Linked DNA regions of Homo sapiens: region 1 is linked to region 2. A link is a loop called in an ENCODE intact Hi-C map of the cell type or tissue named here. Cell type or tissue: B cell. All regions are shown on one strand. Links, peaks and the distances in the headings refer to the core of each region. The heading gives the core; the rest is flanking DNA.

Region 1 (11,566 bases), core at 1,293-9,292, 440 kb before region 2:
TGCTTTCTTCTGCTCCCGCCAGTCCAACTCCTCTTCCCTAATGAGGACTGCACACCTCGCTTTGCTTCTGCCTTCTTCAAAGACAGCATGCCTGTTTATTTTCCCCTCTCTCTCTCACCCTTTGCTGTGGTTCAGTCTAGATGCAGAATGAATTTCTGACACCAGCCCGCACACCCTGTTTTCACTGTGCAAAGAAAAGATTCTTGGTTTTGCCCCCACAGTAGTTCCATCATCTGTGTAGACAGGTCTTCAGACATTCGCTTCTGGTGTCTTCCTTTATCCTATTCCATCTTTCCTTTCTTGAGAGAACTTTCTCATATACTGAGGTTCAGAGTCTAGATGATTCTCAGTATTATCAGCAATGGAGTCTTTTTTTCCCTTTCCCTTGTTTTTAATGATATCTGAGAACAGGACAGAAAGGTTTTATTCTGTCATCTCTTCATGCAACTGTACTCTCATTTATTTATTTCTTCTTTTTTTGAGACGGGGTCTCACTCTCTTGCCCAGGCTATAGTGCAGCGGTGTGATCTTAGGTCATTGTAGCCTCAAACTCTTGGGCTCAAGGGATCCTTCTGTGTCAGCTTCCTGAATAGCTGTGACCACAGGTGTTCTCCTTCACACCTGGATAATTTTTAATTTTTTTGTAAAGACAGAGTCTCTGTGTTACCCAGGCTGGTCTCAAACTCCTGGGCTCAAGCAATCCTCCCATCTCAGCCTCTCAAAGTGCTGAAATTACAGGTGTGAGCCACCATGACTGGCCTTGTTCTTCAATTTTAAGGCTTTTATTTTTATTTATTTATTTTTGAGACAGTGTTTTACGTTGTCACCCAGGCTGGAGTGCAGTGGCACGATCTTAACTCACTGCAGCCTCGACCTCCCATGTTCAAGTGATCAGTCCTCCCACCTCAGCCCCCCAAATAGCTGGGACTACAGGCGCATGCCACCTCGCCCAGCTAATTTCTGTGTATTTTGTAGAGACAGGGTTTTGCCATGTAGTCCAAGCTGATCTCTACCTCCTGACCTCAAGCGATCCACTCACTCAGCCTGCCAGAGTGCTAGGATTACAGGTGTGAGCCACCACACCTAGCCTAATTTTAAGGCTATTTAAAAACATATACTCAGTACCCCTGAAATTAGGAGCATGCGGTGCCCAAGTCCTTTTCTTTCTTGATGTTTGTTTGTGTTTTTTTAGGGATGATCCACCAACACATTCTCAGCCAGACAGTGATGATGAAGCAGAAGAAATACAGGTTGGTACCAAATAAAATAATCTGTTCTGTAGACTGTTGTAATTTAAATGATCTCTGAGATGGTTCTGACTTGTAGATCTTATCTTACATCTGATAAAATGAGAAATTACGTGAGAATCTTACTTTGACATATATTTTCACATATGCTGTATTCCGGAAAAGATGTCTCCTGTTTGATTTATAATTTTTAGATGGAGCACTGCTTTTTGAAGCCCAGTGCAGTATTTAAATTTAATGTTTTATTTTTTTCCTCTTTTTCATGCAGTGGTCTGATGATGAGAACACAGCCACGCTTACGGTAAGAGCACAGCAGACTCAGCGTGGGGACAGCCTCACACTGTCACACAAGGGTTAGCGTCAAGGTTTAAGTGCATACCTCTCTTAAATTCCTAGTCAGTCACCATCTCATATATTATTTTCCCTGTGGGCTGTCGTTTTTATTTTGAAAAATAACTTGAAGCATCATTTAGCAGGCAAACATGATTTGCCCTTTTTCCCTTTGATTGCAAAGGAAATATTTCGAGTGCGTATTTGATGCCTTGACTTCTGTTAAGCTCTGACTCTCTGCAAGAAGGAATTACGCCTAACATTAAACTCTGAGATTCCTAAATCTCTGGAACATAAAGTGAAAATCTGTATTTCCTTATTCAAGTATATTTATTTAGTTAGTTAGTTGTTTTGTGTATTTATTTTTGAGACAGATTCTTGCTCTGTCGCCCAGGCAGGAGTGCAGTGGTGTGATCTTGGCTCACTGCAACCTCCGCCTCCCAGGTTCAAGCTATTCTCCTGCCTCAGCCTCCTGAGTAGCTGGGATTACAGTCACCTGACACCATGCCCGGCTAATTTTTGTATTTTTAGTAGTGACAGGGTTTCACCATGTTAGCCATGGTAGTCTCGAACTCCTGACCTCATGTGATAACACCCGCCTCGGCCTCCCAAAGTCCTGAGATTACAGTTCTGAGCCACAGCACCTGGCCTCAAGCGTATTTAAATGGCATAAAAATTACTGTTTCTTTCAAGCGAGAGTAGAGAGGTATGTGACTTTTACCAGTGTTTTACATAAAAATGTAGAAGTTATCAAGCATATTACAGTGTTTCAGGATAAGAGTGCTGTTGTGAAAGTTAACCTAAAATTTTTTAAATGAAGGTATTTTTAAAGGAGTGAGTGAAGCAAATGATCTATTTCTAAAAATAGGTGAATGAAACTCCTCATACCTTGAGTTGACGGGAAAGTTTTTAGTGAAACTCCTTACAAGTAAATGTAAAGGCAGAAATACAGAAAACTAGTTTTGTGGGAGGGTCTGTTCTAATCCAGCTCTAGATAAGAAGATACTTGTTTATTTTAATGAACAAGATATGATTGCCAGGATAGAAGAAAAAAAAAGAAGTGGAGCTGCTCAAAACTGACATATTTCTTTAGATTTAAAAAGGGAAGCCTGCCAGCAGGTGCCTAAGTGGAAAGTTTGCGTGTTTCATTTACTCCAGATGCCATTCAGATCACTCTCCTTTTATGAAAATTCCATTCAGTGTCATGTAAATGTTACTTATCTGCCATACTCAGGGCACTAAACTAGATTCCGTGAGATGAACAAAGATGAATATGATTTCATTTCCACCATTAGGGGTTTGTAAACCAGTGGGAAAGGTGACACAGGCAGGGGGAGATGACAGTGCTGTCAGATCAGAGACAGCAGTTACAGCTGAGGGCACCAGAATGCCTGACAGGACAAGTGGTATCTGACCTGGATTTTAATAGTGGTGGGGAGTATCAGTATCAACTCATTTTTAAATATGTATAGATGGGCCTGGCGCGGTGGCCGATGCCTGTAATTCCAGCACTTTGGGAGGCCAAGGTGGGTGGATTACTTGAGGACCAACATGGTGAAACCCCGTCTCTACTAAAAACACAAAAAGCTAGCCAGGCATGGTGGTAGACGCCTGTAATACCGGCTACTTGGGAGGCTGAGGCAGGAGAATTGCTTGAACCCAGGAGGTGGAGGTTGCAGTGAACCAAGATTGCGCCACTGCACTCCAGCCTGGGTGACAGAGAGAGACTCCGTCTCAAAAAATAAAATAAAATAAAATAAATATGTATAGATGATAGATACAGCAATTAATAATATAAAGGTGTGTGTGTGTATTTACCAAACTCTGCTCACTAAGAAGTTTTAGAATCAATGACATGTAACATCCTGGTAGCAGTGAGCACGCCTGATGCCTTGATCTTGGTTTCTAAATACCATTCTCCACTAAACAAAATTGAAGCTTCTTGGAGATATTCTGGACTGGGATTGGGAAAGTAAAAATGAGCCTGCAACAACTTGTGCCAGAAACTGTGGAAGTGCTGAAACAATGATGTGACATGACAAAAAGATGCCAGAAGCTAGCTTTGGGCTCTCACTGTCTAAAAATATGAGCATCATAACAAATAGAGTTTGAGTATTCTTAATCCCCAAATTCAAAATTGAAAATGCTCCAAATTCCAAAACTTTTTAAAAAGACTGACTATCACTGTGTTGCCCAGGCTGCACTCAAACTTCTGGGCTCAAGTGATCCTTCTGCTTCAGCTTCCTGAGTAGCAGGTACTGCAGGTGTGTGCCAGCATGCTTAGCTCCCAAAACTTTACGAGCACTAACATGACACCACAAGTGGAAAATTCCACACCTGACCTCATGTGACAGGTACAGCCACAATGCAGGTGCACAACCCAGCTCATTCAGCCTCCCCAAGGGAAAAATGAAATTACCTTCAGGCCGTGTGCATAAGGTGTATATGAAACGTAAATGACTTTTGTGTTTAGATTTGGGTCCCATCCCCATTATGTATATGCAAATATTCTGAAATCCAAAACACTTCTGGTCTTACCCATTTTGGATAAGGGATACTCTATGTGAAGTATAAGAATAGGTTATGACCTATTGACTAAAATAAGAATTGCTGATCCCATAGTGACATACATAAGTGATTAAATAAGTGGGGAAAAAAGGAAGCTTGTCTTTATAGTACTAAAGGCACTAACTAATACATGTAGTAGGAATGATGGAATTAGGAATTACTATTTGGCAACCATTGTAATAATATTTGATTGAATAGATGCTAAAATTAGTGGGTGAATATACAGTGAGAAAGAGGATAGTTCCATCTTTTCTAAGTATCTTCACCCAAATTACTTACTGTTTGCGCAAAGAAAAATAGTAATGTTACAATGCAAAGACCTGGCAGCCAAGTGATCAGTATTAACCTTGTCAGTGATGGGACAGACCTGTCATGTGTGCCTCCTGATACGATGCATGGGAAGGACACCACCTGTCACAGCTGCGCAGCCTGAGTCTGCTTGGGAGGAGACATCCAACAGACTCAACTTTTAGAAATTGTATAGAGTAGTTGCCCTGAACTTTTCAAAAACGTCAAGGTCATAAATGGTAAGAACAACAGAGAGAGGAACTGCCACAGATTGAAGAAGATTAAAGGGACCTGACAACTAGATTTAGTCCATGATTCTGGCTAGACTGGATGCCTGGACCAGAAAAAAAGTTTCAGTTTTTTTTTTTTCTGTAGAAGACGTTACTAGGACACTTGGCAAATTTTGAATAAGATCTGTATTGTGTCAGTGTTAGTTCCGTGATTTTGATAGATAATTTATAGAAAATGGTAAAATCATGACTCATATAAAACTCTTTAATGCGTGTTGAAGATGTTATTTAACTCATGAGGGAACCAGACAGATTGTTAGAACTGGTTCAAAAGAGAATCCAAAGAAAAGATATATTTTTAGATCAGGAATATTGAAATGAGTATGTAAATGAGGCAAAACTGGTTTTGCCTCCCTGCAGTATGGGAGAAAAGACAATTGGACCTCTTCCAGATGAGATAGAAATTGCCTGTCCGTAAGAATTAGTTCATGTCACTATCACTTACCTAGAATTTGCCAAGTTGTAAAGTAGCTCACAGACCTGGCTAAAAACAGATAACCTAGAAGGTTGTGCTGTATGTAAACAGTACATAGTCTTCCACTTAAGACTGTGCATAAACTTTTTATAATTTAAATTTGTTTTAGGATTCTTATGGCAGGTTATCCTAAAGTTGAATAATTTTGAGGATTTGAGGGGACTGATCACATCTTTTAAAAGGCATACATGAAAAGTAATCCTTAGATGTCAAGCTTTATGGGATAGGAAAATTAAATTGCTTTGTCTTTGAAAGTTGAATTCTTTCCCGTTGTAAAGTTTGTGCAACAATGCCGTTCATAGGAAATACTGCCAGTGCCCATCTCACAGAAGTGGGGTTTATGGCTAGAGCGGTAGGGGAGCCAAGTCAGCCGCTTCAGGCAATTATAAGGAAATGCCCTCACATAAATCATAATTGCTTTGGATGGGGAGAGATGAATGGAAAATAAAGGACTCAGTGCTGCTGTTCATTTTGAAAACCTCTCTAAATTACTCTAGTCTCATTTCATGTATCTAAGCTGAAGTCGTCTAGTGGAAGATAGATAGTTATTAACCAGTCTAGAGGTCAGATTTATCTGTAACAGAAAGAAAGGCAGCCTAATTGGACCTTAAGCTCTCGTTTTTATTCCCTAGCCTTTTGCTCAAAGCTGTTTCTTGTTTTGGGGGATATATGACCATGTTTTAAAACTCATTTCTTTGGTCTTTTCTCAGACTCTTGTCACAGTTTTTTCTCTCGCATAGCTGGGTTAGATCTTGGGGATCCACATAACTATTTGATGTCATCTTGGAATGTGTAGTTTAGTTAATTCAAGATGTAGTCTGTCTTTTTTTTTTCCTAGGGAAGAAGTTGATTACTGGATTTTTTCAGAACTTATAGTTGCCCGATAGGGGGCAGCAATCCTCTTTACAGGGTATAAATGAAAATTAATGACTGCGTGGAGAATCTGTTAATGTTTTTGTTTTTTTATGTCTCTTGAGGGCCCTACTTCCCCCTCTCTTACTTACCTTTTTTTCTTTCTTATGTCCATAAGCTCCTGTGATAGTGACCTAGGCTCAAGGCAGGACATAATGACATCAGGCTTAAGTTCCTGTTTAACAGCAGTATTTCTATTCACTTCCGGGTCGAAACAAACACAGAACGTTTTGGTCACTAGCTTATATAAAATATGCATTTTAAAAATCATCCAAACAGGAAAGAACGTTTTACCTTGACTAAGGTTCACATTTTGAGTTTTGCTTGTTTTAAAACTTGTCTGGAAATAGCAGTGTTTAAATACAGTTTGCCACATCATTTATTTTTCATTCTCTCCGTGGCTTTGGGGAATACCATATGGCTAAGACTCTTCCTGCAAGTGGAAGGGCTTCTAGCTCTTCAAGTAGGGATGTTATTTCTGACAACTAGAGTATTGCTACAGGTGATATTCCACCTGTCTATTTTCTCTTGATGAATGCTGGTTTTATGTCGGTGTACAGAGAACCATTCACTCCTTCCTCACATCCTCAGAAGCCTAGTGACTTGTGTCATTTCAGCTTTGCAGGCTTTGATTGTCTGGAAAATGCCATTTAAGCAGCTGATTATTTTATTTCTCTTTTTGGTAAATGTACTTTATCACTGATTTTATTTAGCTGGGTTCAGAAATTCTGATAGTAATTTGTATTCTAAATTCTGTTTTTAACACCCTAAACTATAACCTTGAGATTTTGATCTTGTTTTATATATATACTGTGATGATATTGACGTGCCCAATGATTTCTTCTCTCTCTGTAGGCACCAGAATTTCCTGAGTTTGCCACTAAAGTCCAGGAAGCTATCAATTCCCTCGGGGGCAGTGTCTTTCCTAAGCTTAATTGGAGTGCCCCAAGGGTAGGAACACATAAGTAATTCTCTTACTGTTTGAATATTCTTTGTTTTGCTGTTTATTTCATTTCATATCCCTACAGAGGGTCTAATTATATTCCTAATTCTAGGAAAAATACTGTGGAATTTATTATTAATTTCCCTCTACTGTTTTACTTTCCGGATTTTGCTATACACTTGCCTGGGTCTGTGAAATACTGTATATTCTGCCAAAAGGTAGTTTCCACGTCTTGTGTTGCTGATTGTTTTTGAATTCTGAGGAAATTCATACTCTGCCCTTTTCAAAACTTCAGCTGTTCAGTTTAACAGAGAAATTTTTCTTTGTTGAAAAGTAATAAAAATAAAAAAAGTAATAGTGTCATAGGCTATAGAAATAGAGTGGTTGGAGAAGTCAACTGATCTTTTCTTAAATTGTGTCTTATTATTTTAATACTGCATTGACAAGATTTTTATAAAAGTTAAGGCCTGTGGAAAAATCCGTTAGTTGTTTTAATCCAATAGAAAACAGTTTTGTATTAGCAAAGCTTATTTAAGGAATCAGAGACCTATTTGTAATTTCAAAAGTTATCTCATGCCTTTTTTATTCTAAAATGAATGATAATTTGTACTTAATCTAAGTTTTGTTTTTACTTTTATTATTTTTTCTTTTTTGTTTTTACTTCTAAAAATTAATTATACTCTACATGTACAGAATTTAAAATTTCAAATAGATTTGGAAGCTTGCCATGAAAATCAGCAGGTCTTGACACCTATTTTACTTCACCATTTCCTACTCCCCAGAGGTAGCTGTTTTCAAATATTTTAGTACTTTTCTTCCATGTAGTGTGGATAACTGGATAGTGGTTTGCAACTGTTAGTTTTCTCAAAATTCTGTTATATCCTGTGTCTGATCTGTCTGTGGGAGAGTTGTATTTTTTAAATGACTTAATTATTCTGTAATTTTTAGGCATGTTCCACTGAGCTTTGTGCCTGCTTTGCATTTGCCTTCCCATCTTTTGTTCTTATGTATGAGACATTCACCATTTAAAGTTGTAGTGGTTCAGAATAGCTCACCTCCTTCTCTTTCAGATTTGATAGACGTGGGGTGTAACTGCTCCAGCCGCCAAAGTTCAAGTGTTTGGCTGCCACTCCCCAGAAACGGGAAGAGTGGAAATTGATCTCTCTTTTCTTGGAGAGTAGCTGGTCAGGCTATTTCTTTACTACCTTAATCTTGTAGCCAAAATGTCGATGTTTCTGATACCTCATTTTCTTCTCTTCTATTATCAGTAAGAAAAACACTGGGAAGTACTTAGGCCTGGGCTGAAATGTGAGGACCCTGACATCTCAGTGTTCATAACCAAGTGTCTGAAATGCAGTGGTGACGCTTTTTGTTGTTAAGCATAATTTAACATTTGACAGTACTGCTTAAATTTACTTGACTTTCTTCCTTAAACCCTTGAAGTGATATGCATTATTGATTTTGTTATAGGCCTGAGCATTCATAGCAGCCAACATGGAATATGGACTAAATAGCATGTGCTTCATTCTTTAGGATGCGTATTGGATAGCAATGAATAGTTCTCTGAAATGTAAAACCCTCAGCGACATCTTTCTGCTTTTCAAGAGTTCCGATTTCATCACTCGTGACTTCACTCAGCCGTAAGTATCTCTTATTCTCTCATGTCAATAGTTTCAGTATTTGTGCAAATTTCTCTATAGATGAAATTCCATTACTTATAGTACTATTATAAATCATAGCTCCATATAACAAAGCTATTTCATATTGCCAAAATGACCTGTTAAAGCAAATCTTTCTTTTCCCTTTATAGAAAATGGTGTATAATGAATATCTGAAAATGTTAAGGACTTCCTGCGTCTCTGCCCATTAAACATTTCAGTAATTTTTTTTCTATTATAAAACTGATAAATATTTATCATAGAAAAGCAAAATTAGGGATTACAGCTAAATAAAAACAGGAAATATAAAAGCTCTCATGGCCGGGCGCGGTGGCTCACGCCTGGGATTCCCAGCACTTTGGGAGGCCAAGACAGGTGGATCACCTGAGGTCAGGAGTTCAAGACCAGCCTGGCCAATATAGTGAATCCCCGTCTCTACTAAAAATACAAAAAATTAGCCGGGCGTGGTGGCACGTGCCTATAGTCTCAGCTACTCGGGAGGCTGAGGCAGGAGAATGGCTTGAACCCGGGAGGCGGAGTTTGTAGTGAGCCGAGATTGCGTGCCACTGCACTGTAGCCTGGGCGACAGAGCGAGACTCCATCTCAAAACAAACAAAAACAAAAGCACTCATGATCTTGCCACAATTGGTTATTATATTTCTAGAATTCTATCTATAGATAAATATAATATAAATACATCTATCTCTACCTATATACAGATTTTTTTAATGGGATCCTATAGTTTGTATTTCTTTTTTTTTCTTTTTTTTTTTTTTTTTGAGGCAGGGTCTCACTCTGTCTCCCAGGCTGGAGTGCAGTGGCACGATCTCAGCTCAGTGCAACCTCTGGGTTCAAGCGATTCTCTTGCCTCAGCCTCCCAAGTAGCCGGGACTACAGGCATGCACCACCACACCCGGCTAATTTTTTATATTTTTAGTAGAGGCAGGGTTTCACCATATTGGCCAGGCTGGTCTCGAACTCCTGACCTTGTGATCTGCCTGCCTTGGCCTCCCAACGTGTTAGGCTTACAGGTGTGAGCCACCACGCCAAGCCTGTGGTTTATATTTCTTAGTGGGCTGCTTTTGCACTTACCAGTGTGACATCATTGCGTGTCTAAATTCATTATTTTCCATTCCCTTAGTGCTGCGCCTCTGGAGAGCTGTACCATGACATATTTGACCTACCCTCTGTTCTTCCAGAGCTGCAATGAATATCCTTGAGCTAACTCTTTGTGCACTCCCCTAATTTTCTCCTTAGGATAAGTTTCTAGAAGTGGAATTGCTGTATTTCTTTCCTTTTGCCAGTCACTCTATAGCTAAAGAATTTGACAGTGCAGTCAGCGTTGTAGGTGGACGGAATACCTGCCCTGCTGAGCCGCAGGTGCTCTCTTTATGCTTCTTTTGTTGTCTTCAAATAGCAGCTATTTTTCTAGGTTTTTCTTCCTGTTGCATCTTAAACAGACCAGTTATCTCAGGTAAACTCATCTTTAAACTGGTCTTTAAAGCATATCCCAGAACCTAGAAGCAGGAGCATGAGAGTGAAAATCTTGCATAAGCATGCCACTTCCGCCCTGTCCAGTTGAGTTTGTCCTGCCAGTTCGTTCCATGTCAGACTCAAATCCTTTTTTTGAAGTGGATCGTGGCATGAATAACTTAAGTTCACTACGTGTCGGTCGTGCATCAACTCTGGCGTGTGAGCTCTGCAGCTTGGACATAAGGTTGTAGTATTATATTAATTCAAGAAAGGGAAGTTAAGTAATCAGTGAGTGTGGTTGTGTTACATCGTATTACATGTTTATTGTATAAGGATTTTACTTGTATTGGTATTTCTAGTTTTATAGAAAAAAGTGTGTGTGTGTGGTGTGTGTCTGTGTGTCTGTGTCTGTGTGTGTGTGTTTAATAGAGATGGGGTCTCACTATGTTGCCCAAGCTGGTCTCAAACTCCTGGTCTCAAGTGATCCTTCTGTGCCTGAGCAAGTATTGTTTTGACATTTAATTGTCAACCCTCTGGTTGTGTTGGCACAGGTGTTGGTAGCCTGTTTTAGTAACCAGTAGTATTTTCATTCTAGGAGATACCCTCTGAAAAATAGAACAAAGTTGTGGCTCTTTTTTCCATTGTAAAGCTTTTTGACATCTAATGCTTTAAGAGGTCTTAAAATATGTTACACTGAAAATGCTGTCTACTTGATAATTCAACTGATAATGGTTTTTTTTTTTTTTGACGGAGTCTCACTCTGTCGCCCAGGCTGGAGTGCAGTGGTGCAATCTTGGCTCACTGCAACCTCCGCCTCCTGGGTTGAAGCAGTTCTTCTGCCTCAGCCTCCCAAGTAGCTGGGATTACAGGCGCATGGCTACCACGCCCAGCTAATTTTTTTTTGTATTTTTAGTAAAGACGGTGTTTCACCACGTTAGCCAGGATGGTCTCCATCTCCTCACCTCGTGATCCGCCTGCCTAGGCCTCCCAAAGTGCTGGAATTACAGGCGTGGGCCACCGCACCCGGCCATGCCCAACTAATTTTTGTATTTTTAGTAGAGAAGCGGATTCACCTTGTTGGTCAGGCTGGTCTTGAACTCCTGATCTCGTGATCCGCCCGCCTTGGCTTCCTGAAGTGCTGGGATTACAAGCGTGAGCCACTGTGCCTGGCCCTTATAAGGATTTTTATATGCCTTTAGTGTCAGTTGCAGTGAGTGTGGGAAGACACTTTTGCCTTTCCAGAACTAACTATAAATTGCTTTTAATTCTGAGGCTGATGTTTTTTTTAAATCAGCTTTGCAATTTAATGATCAGCTGCCTCCTCTTAAGCTACGTCTTGCTTTTTATCTTCGTTTAACTGATGTTCCAGTGGATGGTATGAA
Region 2 (11,566 bases), core at 2,056-10,055:
GTATGCGCACATCTCCGCCTTTGGCCCACTGTTGGCTTCTTCCTGATTTTAACACAACTTTTAATTTTATTTTATTCATGTTTTTGAAATGGAGTCTCACTCTGTCACTCAGGCTGGAGTGCAGTGGTGCAGTCATGGTTCATTGCGGCCTCAACTTCCCAGTCTCAGGAGATCCTCCCACCTTAGCCTCCTGGGTAGCTGGGACCACAGGCACGTGCCACCACACCCAGCTAATTTTTGTATTTTTTTTTTCTTTTTGGAGAGACGGGATTTCACCGTGTTGTCCAGGCTGGTCTCAAACTCCTGGGTTCAAGTGATCCTCCCGCCTTGGCCTCGCAAAGTACTGGGATTACAGGCGTGAGCCATACTGCCTGGACAACTTCTTTTTTGTTTTTAAAGAAACTGTAAAGAGGCCAAAGATTTAGGACAAAGGAGCTCATTACCATCTTTGGAAATAACTTTTTTTTTTTTTGAGACGGAGTCCCGTTCTGTCGCCCAGGCTGGAGTGCAGTGGCGCGATCTCGGCTCACTGCAAGCCACCTGCCCTGGGTTCACGCCATTCTCCTGCCTCAGCCTCCCAAGTAGCTGGGACTACAGGTGCCCGCCACCACGCCCCGCTAATTTTTTTGTATTTTCAGTAGAGATGGGGTTTCACTGTGTTAGCCAGGATGGCCTCTATCTCCTGACCTCGTGATCTGCCCGCCTCGGCCTCCCAAAGTGCTGGGATTACAGGCGTGACCACCGCGCCCGGCCGGAAATAACTTTTTGAGGGAAGATCTTCTCTTTGTATTTGAAAATGTGTCAGTAATAGTCTTTACTAGTTGGAGTGGGGAAGAAAGCTTTTAATTTCACTTTTGAATTGTTGATTACACTGGTTCCCTCCACTCCCTTGCCCCCATCTTTATTCTGTTTTTTGTTTGTTTATTTTTCTTCACTTTTTAGTAGGAGAGTCTTCTTTAAAAACAAATTCCCTAGGGCTGGGTGCTGTGGCTCACGCCTGTAATCCCAGCACTTTGGGAGGCAGAGATGGGCGGATCACAAGGTCAGGAGATCAAGACCATCCTGGCTAACACGGTGAAACCCCGTCACTACTAAAAATACAAAAAAAAAAAAAAAAGCCGGGCGTGGTGGCGGGCGCCTGTAGTCCCAGCTACTTGGGAGGCTGAGGCAGGGGAATGGTGTGACCCCACGAGGCGGAGCTTGCAGTGAGCAGAGAGTGCACCACTGCACTCCAGCCTGGGCGACAGAGCGAGACTCCATCTCGAAAAAAAAAAGAAAGAAAGAAAACTAGGTGAATAGTAACGAGTTTATTAGCCACAACCTATTTGTAATGTCATTCCTGAGAATTTGCAAATAGCCCTGGAGGTTACACTAGGAAGTTTCTTGAGTTGACATCCTTGATCATAGTCTTTTATTAGCAGGATATAATAGAACTATAAGCTCAGACCACCTTAGCATTTAACAATGATCTATCATAAAACTGCAATTTGGAGAGGTGGATGTGTATTACACACCCCTCGTTTAAAAAACATCAACAAAGCAAAACATGCTGCTCTTTTTAATTGTGACTCATCTCAGTTATGAAGAAATTAATTCTTAAGAAAGAATACGGTGTCTTAGTTCGTTTTCTATAACTTATAACAAAATAGCTGAAACTGGGTAGTTTATAAAGAACCTTTTCTTTATTTCTTACAGTTGTGGAGGCTGGGAAGTCCAAGGTGGAGGGGCTGCATCTAGTGAGAACCTTCTTGCTGTGGGGAACTCTTTCTGCAGAGTCCTGAGGCATTGTGGGGCATCACATGGCTGGGGGGCTGAGCGTGCTCATGTGCTAGCTTAGGTCTCCCTTCCTCTTAAAAAACCACCAGCCCACTCCTGTGATGACCCATTAATCCACAAATGGGTTAATCTATTCATAAGGGCAGAACCCTTGTGATTCAGTCACCTCTAAAAGGCCCCACCTCACAATACTGCCACATTAGGGATTGCATTTCAGTGTGAGTTTTGGAGGAAACAAATATTCATACCATAGCACAGAGTTGTCCTTATTATGCACACTGATAGAGATGATCAGAAAATAAGAAATTATGTTTAAAAACACACATACAATGAACCACAAACACCCTAATTCATTCCCAACATATGAGTGCTTGAAAGATGTTTTCTTCCATTGGAATGTGCCTGGTTATCTGAAGCCTGAGTGTGACCTGAGCCAACCATGTGACAACGTTAATTACTGATGTGCAAAAATTAAAGAACACTCAATTCTGCACCATCATCTCTGAATGTGGGCACTTTCCCAGAATGATGAGGAACATTATACAGTATGAGTTCAATCCCCCTAAGTCTGACAGTGAACTGAAATTAGATGGTTGTTCAAAACAGACTTCCCTCTCTGTTTTTCATCTTACTATTTTCATCTCATCTTTTTCTTTTACAATTGGCTTCCCACTTTCTAAATAAATGTTGCCATACCCCAGTAGCTTTAGTGCAATGCCTAGGATCATTTTGGCCTGTGTTCCTGATGCTTCATTATCTCGTTTGAATGAAAGAGCAGCACTGGGTCCTCCAATTTCAGTAGGTGCTATTCAGGGCACCTGTTGGCTTGACATGGTCATGGGTTTGAGTTGTGAAATATGGACCCTTCCATGTGGGTATCAGCACAGAGAAAGCACAGGACATTAGTGGTAGGAAAGAAAAAAGAAACAATACCTTTCCCCTAGATTCCAGTGCATTATTTTGTTTCCCTTCCACTTACTTATCCTCATATAAATGCAAGTGTTCAGAGCTAGAAACCTCAAAGATGCTTCCTGAATTCAAGCCCAGCGTCTTCAATCTGGGGCACAGAGTATGTGAAGGAAGCTGCAGGATACACCCCAGCAGTTCTGTGTCATTAACAGTATTTCATACAGGAATAGCTTCTAAATTCACCTTGTAAGCATCCACAGTGAATCTGAAACAAGCTTTCTGAGATTTCCCTTTCTAAGGTGATTTGGTGTATGTGGGTTCTCACATCAGTGAAGCTAGGAAATCCAAGCTACAAGAGTTAATCTCTGTTTCAAGGCGGGTAAACACCTTAATGTTTTCTGAGACTCCTGGTGCTAATTTTCATGTTTAAAATGCCCACAGAAATATATATTACCCTTTGACAAAAAGTTACCAAAAGATTCAAAGAAGGAAATGACAGTATTCCTTTAAATGTGTTAGTGTTTCAAAGTCTTGCTAAGAAATAGTAGAAGAAGTATTACTAATACTACTTGCTAAGAAATATTAGTTGCTAATACTATTATACTTGCTAAGAAATGTTATTTTTTTCATATTCTTATCCTGAGAGGAGTAATGGGTTGGCCATGTAGCCTTAAATCTTTATCCTTAGGACACCCTGGATCTTAACCTTTAAAAATCAGACTTATTATCAAATAAATGTATTCAGCCTAGATAAATTTAAAATGGGCACGGAAGCCACGAAGTTATCAGCTCTGAAGTATCTAAAGTTGAACCCTTTCCCATGACCTAAGATTCTCAGTAATTTAGTAATAAATGACTTACCAGTGGTTCTCAAACTTGGCTGCACGTTTGAATCACTGGAGAAACTATAAAGAACTTGTTACGCCTAGGCCACGCCGCAGGCCAATCAAATCATAATCTCCAAAAATGTTCCAGTTATTAGTACATTTGGAACTCCTCAGATAATTCTAGCACGTATCTGAGCTTGAGACCCATTGGATTAGGCCGTTCCTGCATTGCTATACAGAAATACCTGAGCCTGGGTAATTTATAGGAAAAGAGGTTTAATTGGCTCACAGTTCTGCAGGCTGTACAGGAAGCATAGTGCTGGCATCTGCTCGGCTTTTAGGGAGACCTCAGGAAACTTACACTCATGATGGAAGGCAAAGGGGGAGCAGGCATGTCACATGGTGAAAGCAGGATCGAGAGAGAGTGGGAGGGGGAGGTGCCACACAAGAAGCCACTGTCGCAAAGACAGCACCAAGCCATGAGGGATCCACCCCCATGACTTGAACACTGCCCTCTAGACCCCATGTTCAAGCATTGAGGATTGAAATTCAAGATGAGATTTGGGCAAGAAAAACTATCCAAACTGTATCACCCATTCACTGGTAACTTCTCATGGATGGTAACAGAAATAGGAAAGAAATACACAGTCAAATCTTAGAACCTTTTTTCATTCTGGTGTGTAGCTTTGGAATGTCTGGAGTCTGTAAGACTTTTGGAAGGTGAGAATTAATTGTTCATTCATTCATTCATTCTTCCATAAACATTCCTTGAGTGTTGATATGTGCTGGATTTTTCACACTGGATTTTTCACACTGAACTGGACCTAACTTATTTCTCCTTTGGTCGAAAGACCGCCAGGCCTCAGCTGGACCTCTAGAGCCATTCTAGACAAGAGCAAATCACTTGGGCGTTTCTGTATTAGTCCAGGCATTGTGGATGCTGATGTGGGAGAAGGAAAAGTGGGTCTTTTCTGTGTAAACAACTTCATGTCTCAAGAAAATTCTGTTCTGTGTCCAGCTGACAAACTTGTCTGTGCAGATAAAGAACCTATTGATGCACAAGTTGTCACCAGGCTTCTGTGTAGCAAAGACTATTCCAGAGAACACTGAATATGGACTTAGAGTCAAAGTTGATGGTTCTCATAGATACCTTAATGCACTTTGCCTCATTATAAGTTTAGATTCATTGATTGTTAGAGTTGGAAGAGACCTTGGGGACTTTCTGGTCTGGCTGGTTGATTTCTAGACAAGGAAACCGAGACCCAGGAAGGGGATGTGACCAGAATGTGGTCATAGTGTCAGAGACAGAACCAGCTCGTTGATGCCCCTCCTGTGGGACCATTACAGGCTCTAGCACTGCATCCCTACACATATGAGTGCTAGCTATGCCCCCACAGTGGGTACCCTGCATTGTACTAAGGAGGCCTGGGGTGCTATTAAGAAAATACCTTCAGGACCAGCCTGGGTAACATGGTGAAATCCCATCTCTACAAAAATATGCCAAAATTAGCTGGGTGTGGTGGCACATGCCTGTGGTCCTAGCTACTTGGGAGACTGAGGTGGGAGGATCACTTGAGCCTGGGAGGCAGAGGTTGCAGTGAACCGAAACCACACCACTGCGCTCCAGCCTGGGTGACGGAGTGAGAGACCCTGTTTCAAAAAAAAGAGAAAAGAAAAAAACCGCCATTTGTGCACAAGGGTTTTTATTGTCATTTGTTTGTTTGTTTATAAGGATTCAAGGAAAAACTCATTTCACAATCAGTATCAACATGTAGTACTTAATCTTTAAAAAACAACAACAAAACTAGCTTACAGACTTAAGAGCTTAGTTGATTTAGGTATCATAGTCTTGGCTCCTTAGTTGCCCATTGAGTATAGCTCCATCTTCTGGCAGCAAAGAGAGGTGATTTGAAGCTTAGGATTTTGAATTCTGCTCATTTCTTGAAGTGGCCTATGGTCTACAACACAAGATCTCTAACTATACAGTAATATGTTACATGTGTGTGTGTATATACATTTTTTTTACATAAACACATATATATACACGTGGATAGATAAATAACAAGATGACATATTTTGATGTTCATTTAACAAATGAGAAATCAAATCAGAAAGTATTTAACGACTTGTTCAAAGTCTTGCAGTTAGATGTATCAGAGCTAAGACGCAAGCTAATCTCTTGATTGCTTGTGCAATTCCACTAATCAGTATGCATTTCTTTTTGTGTGCACTTTTATGGATATATTTTGGTAAACTTGGTGAACTTGGTTAATGATTTTCATCAAGAACTTTTTAAAAGCACCTTTCTGGCCAGGCACGGTGGCTCATGCCTGTAATCCCAGCACTTTGGGAGGCCGAGGCAGGCTGATCACGAGGTCAAGAGATCGAGACCATCCTGGCCAACATGGTGAAACCCCGTCTCTACTAAAAATACAAAAATTAGCTGAGTGTGGTGGCGCATGCCTGTAGTTCCAGCTACTCGGGAGGCTGAGGCAGGAGAATCGCTTGAACCTAGGAGGCTGAGGTTGCATTGAGCTGAGATTGTGCCACTGCACTCCAGCCTAGTGATGGAGAGAGACTCTGTCTCATAAAAATAAATAAATAAATAAATAAATAAATAAAAACACCTTTCTGTAAAAGTTGGGCAATACAACAGTTTAGCAACTTGACTGTTCTTGGGTTCAGTGAGAGAATGAAGCGCTAATGCTTAAGACATTTATTGTCTACACTAAATTAACTTTCTCCTTTGCAGCTAGAATGGTGCTGTCTTGGAGGACTGAGAAAGTAGTCACTTGAATCATTTTCTGTGTTCTGTGGTTCAGATGAAGAGCCCCAGTTGAGGAAAAACTGGAAAGTGAGAATCTTCTACTCTAGTACTTTCTGAAGTGTTTACTCACTGGTTTGATATGTATCCCTCTAGATGTTTTACTCTGCCTGTAAGATCATTTAAATATACACACACACATTTACATACAAACAGATACCTGGATACAATGCAGTACAGACAGCAAGGTGATCCAAGAACTGGGGTGGGCCAGGTGCGGTGGCTCACACCTGTAATCCCAGCACCTTGGGAGGCTGAGGCGGGCGGATCAACTGAGGCCAGGAGTTCGAGACAGCCTGACCAATGTGGTGAAACCCTGTCTCTACTAAAAATACAAAAATTAGCTGGGCATGGTGGCACGTACCTGTAGTCCTAGCTACTCGGGAGGCTGAGAGGAGAATTGCTTGAGCCCAGGAGGTGGAGGTTGCAGTGAGCCGAGATCGTGCCACTGCACTCCAGCCTGGGTGACAGAATGAGACTCTGTCTCAAAAAAAACAAAGAACTGGGGTGACCCAGAGGAAAGGTGATTGGTGCTGCAAGCTGTGAGAAACAGCAAAGGGTTCTCAGTGGAGGTGATAGAGAAATGAGTCTTAAAGGATGAGTATTTTCGTAAGAAGACAGGAGAGTGATGAGCACACTCAGAGACGAAGGTGTGCATGGCTGGGGAGGGCGGGGTGTGCGAGACCTGCCGGGGTTCAGTAAAATGTTGGTGTGGGGCAGGGTGGAAGATGATGTGGGATGGGCAAGTAAAGACCAAGTGATAGGGGAGGGGGGCAGGGAAGTGCTTGGGAAAGGGAAAGTCATGGTCCATGCCTAGTGCTCCACCCCCAGGCCTATGTGCACAAAACTAGGTAAGGACAGGCATTTCTGTTTTTGTGCCCAAATGTTGCCTTCCCCAAGACCACCCTGGCCCACCATGTCCCCATCCTGTGCCTATAAAAACCCTGAGACCCTAGTGGGCACACACACAAATGGCTGGACATCAAGAGGAATGCACCGGCAGACCCACAGGCAGCAGAAGACACCATCAGGCCATTGACCAGCAGAAGGACGTGGAGTTTGGCTGGGGCAGTTGGAGGAGAGCCCAGCCGCTGGGCAGCATGACTCCAGGGGAAACCACCTTCCCACTCCATTCCCCTTCTGGCCTCCCCTTCCACCTCACTGAGAGCTACCACTCCATAAGAAACTTTGCACTCATTCTCCAAGCCCACGTGTGATCCGATTTTTCCGGTACACCAAGGCAAGAACCCCAGGATACAGAAAGCCCTCTGTCCTTGTGATAAGGCAGAGGGTCTAATAGAGCTGATTAACACAAGCTGCTTACAGATGGCAAAACTAAAAGAGCACCCTGTAACACATGCCCACTGGGGCTTCGGAAGCTGTAAGCATTCACCCCAGATGCTGCTGTGGGGTCGGAGGCCCACAGCCTGCCCGTCTGCATGCTCCCCTAGGATTATCAACAGCTGGCACTGAGAACGTGAGCCAGTCCCCCTGTCGCACACCCTGCAAGTGGGATAAGGGAACTTTTCCCATTTCACAAGTAACAAGTGACTTGTAAGCCATGCCAGTTGTTTGAACTTTCTCCTGTACTACAGGGAGCCAGTGCTGGATTTCATGCTAAGAAGTTTTATCAGTTCTATATTTTGGAGAGATCACTCAGGAGACAGCACGGAAAATGGATAGGAAGAGAGTGAGACCAGAGGGAGTTGGGGAGAACAATTAAGTGATTATAAACTGTGAGTGATCATCTGTGAGATAGGAATAATAATGCCTACTTTATAAGGCTGTTGCAGAATGAAATAACACCTGCCAATGTGCCTGTTTATTAAAATGAAAGGTATTACTTTTAATACCATCTGGCCAATATTTCAGTGCTATCACTGTTCTTGTGACTGACAATATCCCAATTTTCTCAGCATTATTTCCCACACTGATTATAATGTGAGAAAACAAGAATTTGACCCTAGTAAGGAGGAAATGATTTTTTTTTCAGTTTCGAAAAAACATAAGCGTTTACTTAGATAAACGGGAGGGTTTGCCAAGACATCACAATATTCTTCAAGTACTTTTGAGGCAATTCCATGCCAGGGAACCACGCCTCTCTTTTTGTGTGAATAAAATTTCAGCTTTCTGGGCTGCTTAGAGTGACAATGGTGGGTAGTGAAAGACCTGGTCCTCTATGGCCTTTGCTTGCGGAGAGAGGCCTTTCCCAGACTAGACTGTAAACCCGGAAGTGCCTGAAAAGCGGACCGGAAGCTGATTGCGGCTCGTTGACGTAACTTTCTCCTTGCACATTGCAGGGCAATCTGTGCCTCGCTATCCCCACCTCATCCTCTCTTATAATCAGTTTCACTCTTGTCTCTCCCTTCCGATTGTATTTTCTTACATCCCTTGTCTTCATCTGGCGTTCATAACCTAAGTAGGTCAATGCCCATTACTAGAGAATGGCAATAGCAAGGAAAGGCATTTTGTGGTCTTTTGCTTCCTCTGAATTACCTCATAATTGCTTCCAGGGATGCCCTGCAGATCAGTAAAATGATCGAATGGAAAAAGTGAGAAATGCTGAACTTTTTTTCTCCTCTCTTTTGTGCTTTGCTTTTTCTTTCTTTTTCTTAAATTTTCCTCATTTGCCATGGAGTTAAAAATTTGTGAATCCTTGAACTGGGGTACATGAGGCTGGAGGGGAAGATGTTACTCTCACTCCACAGAAGCACGTGTAGTCAGTAGCAGGCTGACCCTTTGGGTCCTGATGTTCCCTTACAAAGCTTGGGGGCTTTGTAACGGGGCCTGTTTGTACATTTGGTATCAGTTATTTTTTATGCATGAATTAATTTTAAAATGTTTTCTTGGCTTTTTCTGGAGTTTTCTTGCTTGGCTGTCAGTTACTATATGGACAGAAGTCTGCTTCAATGCCCATGTGCTTTTTTCCCATTCAAGTTGACTCTCTCTGCCTGGACCCACTTCCCTCTACCATTTCTGTGCATTATTGGAGATTATGGAGGCTTTCATGTAGGTTGCCATATAAACCATTTTCTCTCTGTATATAGATGTGTCAGCTCATGCTTACTTTGGGCCTGGTAAATGATAAGTGATGAAAATTAAGTTGAGTTTCTTTTTATCACCTGAAGTTGTTTTCAGTGACATTATTATGGCTTTGAATTACGCACATTTCAGGACATTTTGCTGTTTGAGAGTCAACATCCCTTATGGATGAAGATCCTCTTGGCCATACTTTGGAAAGAGTGTTGACCTCTGGGATTTCGCTGTGCTAGTTGACAGAATCTCCATTTTCCATTTGCCTATAACTGACATCTCTGCCTCTTTTCTCTGTTCAGTTGATTCTCTTTTTTGATGACACTAGCAGATATGGGCTAAGGAGAACCTCTTTCTAATTACTCTGGACTTCTCCCTATTCCTTCTGCTTTTCAACATGTCTTTTTCTGATTCTGTCTGACCCACTGGAATTTCATCTGTTAGGATGTTTACAACCGAGTATCTTGAGCACATCCACTAGATTCAAGATAATTCAACAAATCTCTGCACCCACAGAAGTGGATATTATATTGTTAATGATGGCATTAATACTTTGACTTTAGATATTCTAATTTTATAGAAATAACTGAATTTATATGAGCTCTTGGATAGTCTCATAACTTAGTTAAGTTATAGCGTAATTGCTTTAACATGGGCTAGGGAGTGAGAATAGACATAGATTGAATCTCAGCAATGACAATTATGAGTTCTGTGATCTTGGAATACTTACCTAGCCTCATGGGATCTTAGTCTCCTTCCTTATTTTCTCCTCTTTTAAAAATTGAGAAAATAATACCTACTTCATGGGCTTGTTGTTAATGGTAAATGAAATAATTAAAAATACTTAGTGCAGTCTTAACACATAGTTAACAATAAATGGTACAATAAAACAGCAATGTAAGCAAGGCCTAACAAAAGTTATAAAATTAGCTCATCACTAGGTTTAGATCTGTGACATCCCAGGGGACTGAGGAAATTGCACTTATCACAGAAGAGTCACAGCTGAAATGTTTGAGAAAACAATGTAAGAGAGGTTGTCAAAATTCCCAAACATATAAAGGGTAGAAGATGAGATCTATAGACTGGAAAGCTTGACTTCAATGCACAGCAAAATTCTGGAACAGAAAATTAAGCAGATGGTTTGTGATCATTTAGTAAAGACTGTAGTGGTTGCTAGGAGCTAACATGGGTTACTAAGAACAAATCTTCCCGAACATCCCATTTCCCTTTTAAATAGTATTATGTGGTGTGTAGAGCTGAAGAATTCTACTTCTGCAAAGCATCTAATTGTCTCCTTATGGATGGGATGGTAAAACACAGGCTAGATGATAGTACTGCTAGGTTTGCAGCTAGAGAGCAATTGAAGCCAGCTGATTAACGTCATGGTTATCTTGATGCGGGTCTCTGGTGGAATACCATGGAGCTCTGACATGTAACCTTCCATTTAAAATTTTAATTAGGAATTTGAATGAAGACACATGGGATGGATATTTACCAAGTACACAGATGGCCCAAAGTTGGGAGGGATAATAAGAGCAATAGATGAGTCAATCAACATTCAGAACACTGCTGATCATCTGAAACGCTGCATGGAATCCAGAATGATTGGATTTAATGAAGCTAAAGGTGAAGACATTAAGCTCTCACAATATCAACCCGAGTAAGAAAGGAGATTGTGGGCTGGGTTCAATGGCTCACGCCTGTAATCCCAGCACTTTGGGAGGCCGAGATGGGCGGATCACGAGGTCAGGGATGGAGACCATCCTGACTAACGCGGTGAAACCCTGTCTCTACTAAAAATACAAAAAATCAGCCGGGCATGGTGGCGGGCGCCTGTGGTCCCAGCTACCAGGGAGGCTGAGGCAGGGGAATGGCATGAACCCGGGGGGCGGAGCTTGCAGTGAGCCGAGATTGCACCACTGCACTCCAGCCTCGGAGACAGAGCAACACTCTGCCTCAAAAAAAAAAAAAGGAGATTGTGTTTGGTAGAACTTCAGATTAAAATGATCTGGTGATTTAATTGGCCCTAAACTGGATATTCAGTAATTAACTATGTGCCATGCTCTTTGTTTGGCACTGGGGTGACAGTAGTGAAACAGTCAAAAATCCCTCCCTACCTGGAGTTTATATTTTCTGTGTGCCAGTGGTTATGCATTGGCTCAAAACTACGACAATGAACTTGTTAGCTTTTATTGGT

The links. A loop is a pair of places that touch in the nucleus more often than their neighbours do. Peaks named below come from ENCODE experiments on the same cell type or tissue, not always from the same donor. Only the 100,000 strongest peaks of a DNase experiment are listed, where the experiment ranks them.
Region 1: it touches region 2 in a loop (20-fold over the local background); 16 of 110 quality-filtered maps call a loop at or near these places.

The regions. Positions count from the first base shown.
Region 1 is chr10:12,208,775-12,220,340 of GRCh38, forward strand. CDC123 (cell division cycle 123) reads left to right here. Exons shown (of 13, transcript NM_006023.3): 3 at 1,193-1,250; 4 at 1,516-1,548; 5 at 6,966-7,061; 6 at 8,587-8,693. Among named protein-coding and RNA genes, the nearest start is that of CDC123, 18 kb to the left of the region's middle. In B cell, for the core only: CTCF peaks have their summits at 6,092 (motif pointing right) and 6,294; a DNase peak (open chromatin) is centred at 6,187; H3K4me3 peaks cover 638 bases; H3K27ac peaks cover 2,252 bases.
Region 2 is chr10:12,651,325-12,662,890 of GRCh38, forward strand. The region is part of intron 2 of CAMK1D (calcium/calmodulin dependent protein kinase ID); the gene reads left to right. MIR4481 (microRNA 4481) reads right to left here and starts at 1,873; the gene lies at 1,814-1,873. RefSeq lists an enhancer at 4,878-4,937 and a silencer at 5,266-5,560. In B cell, for the core only: CTCF peaks have their summits at 5,404 (motif pointing left) and 5,603; a DNase peak (open chromatin) is centred at 5,397; H3K27ac peaks cover 789 bases.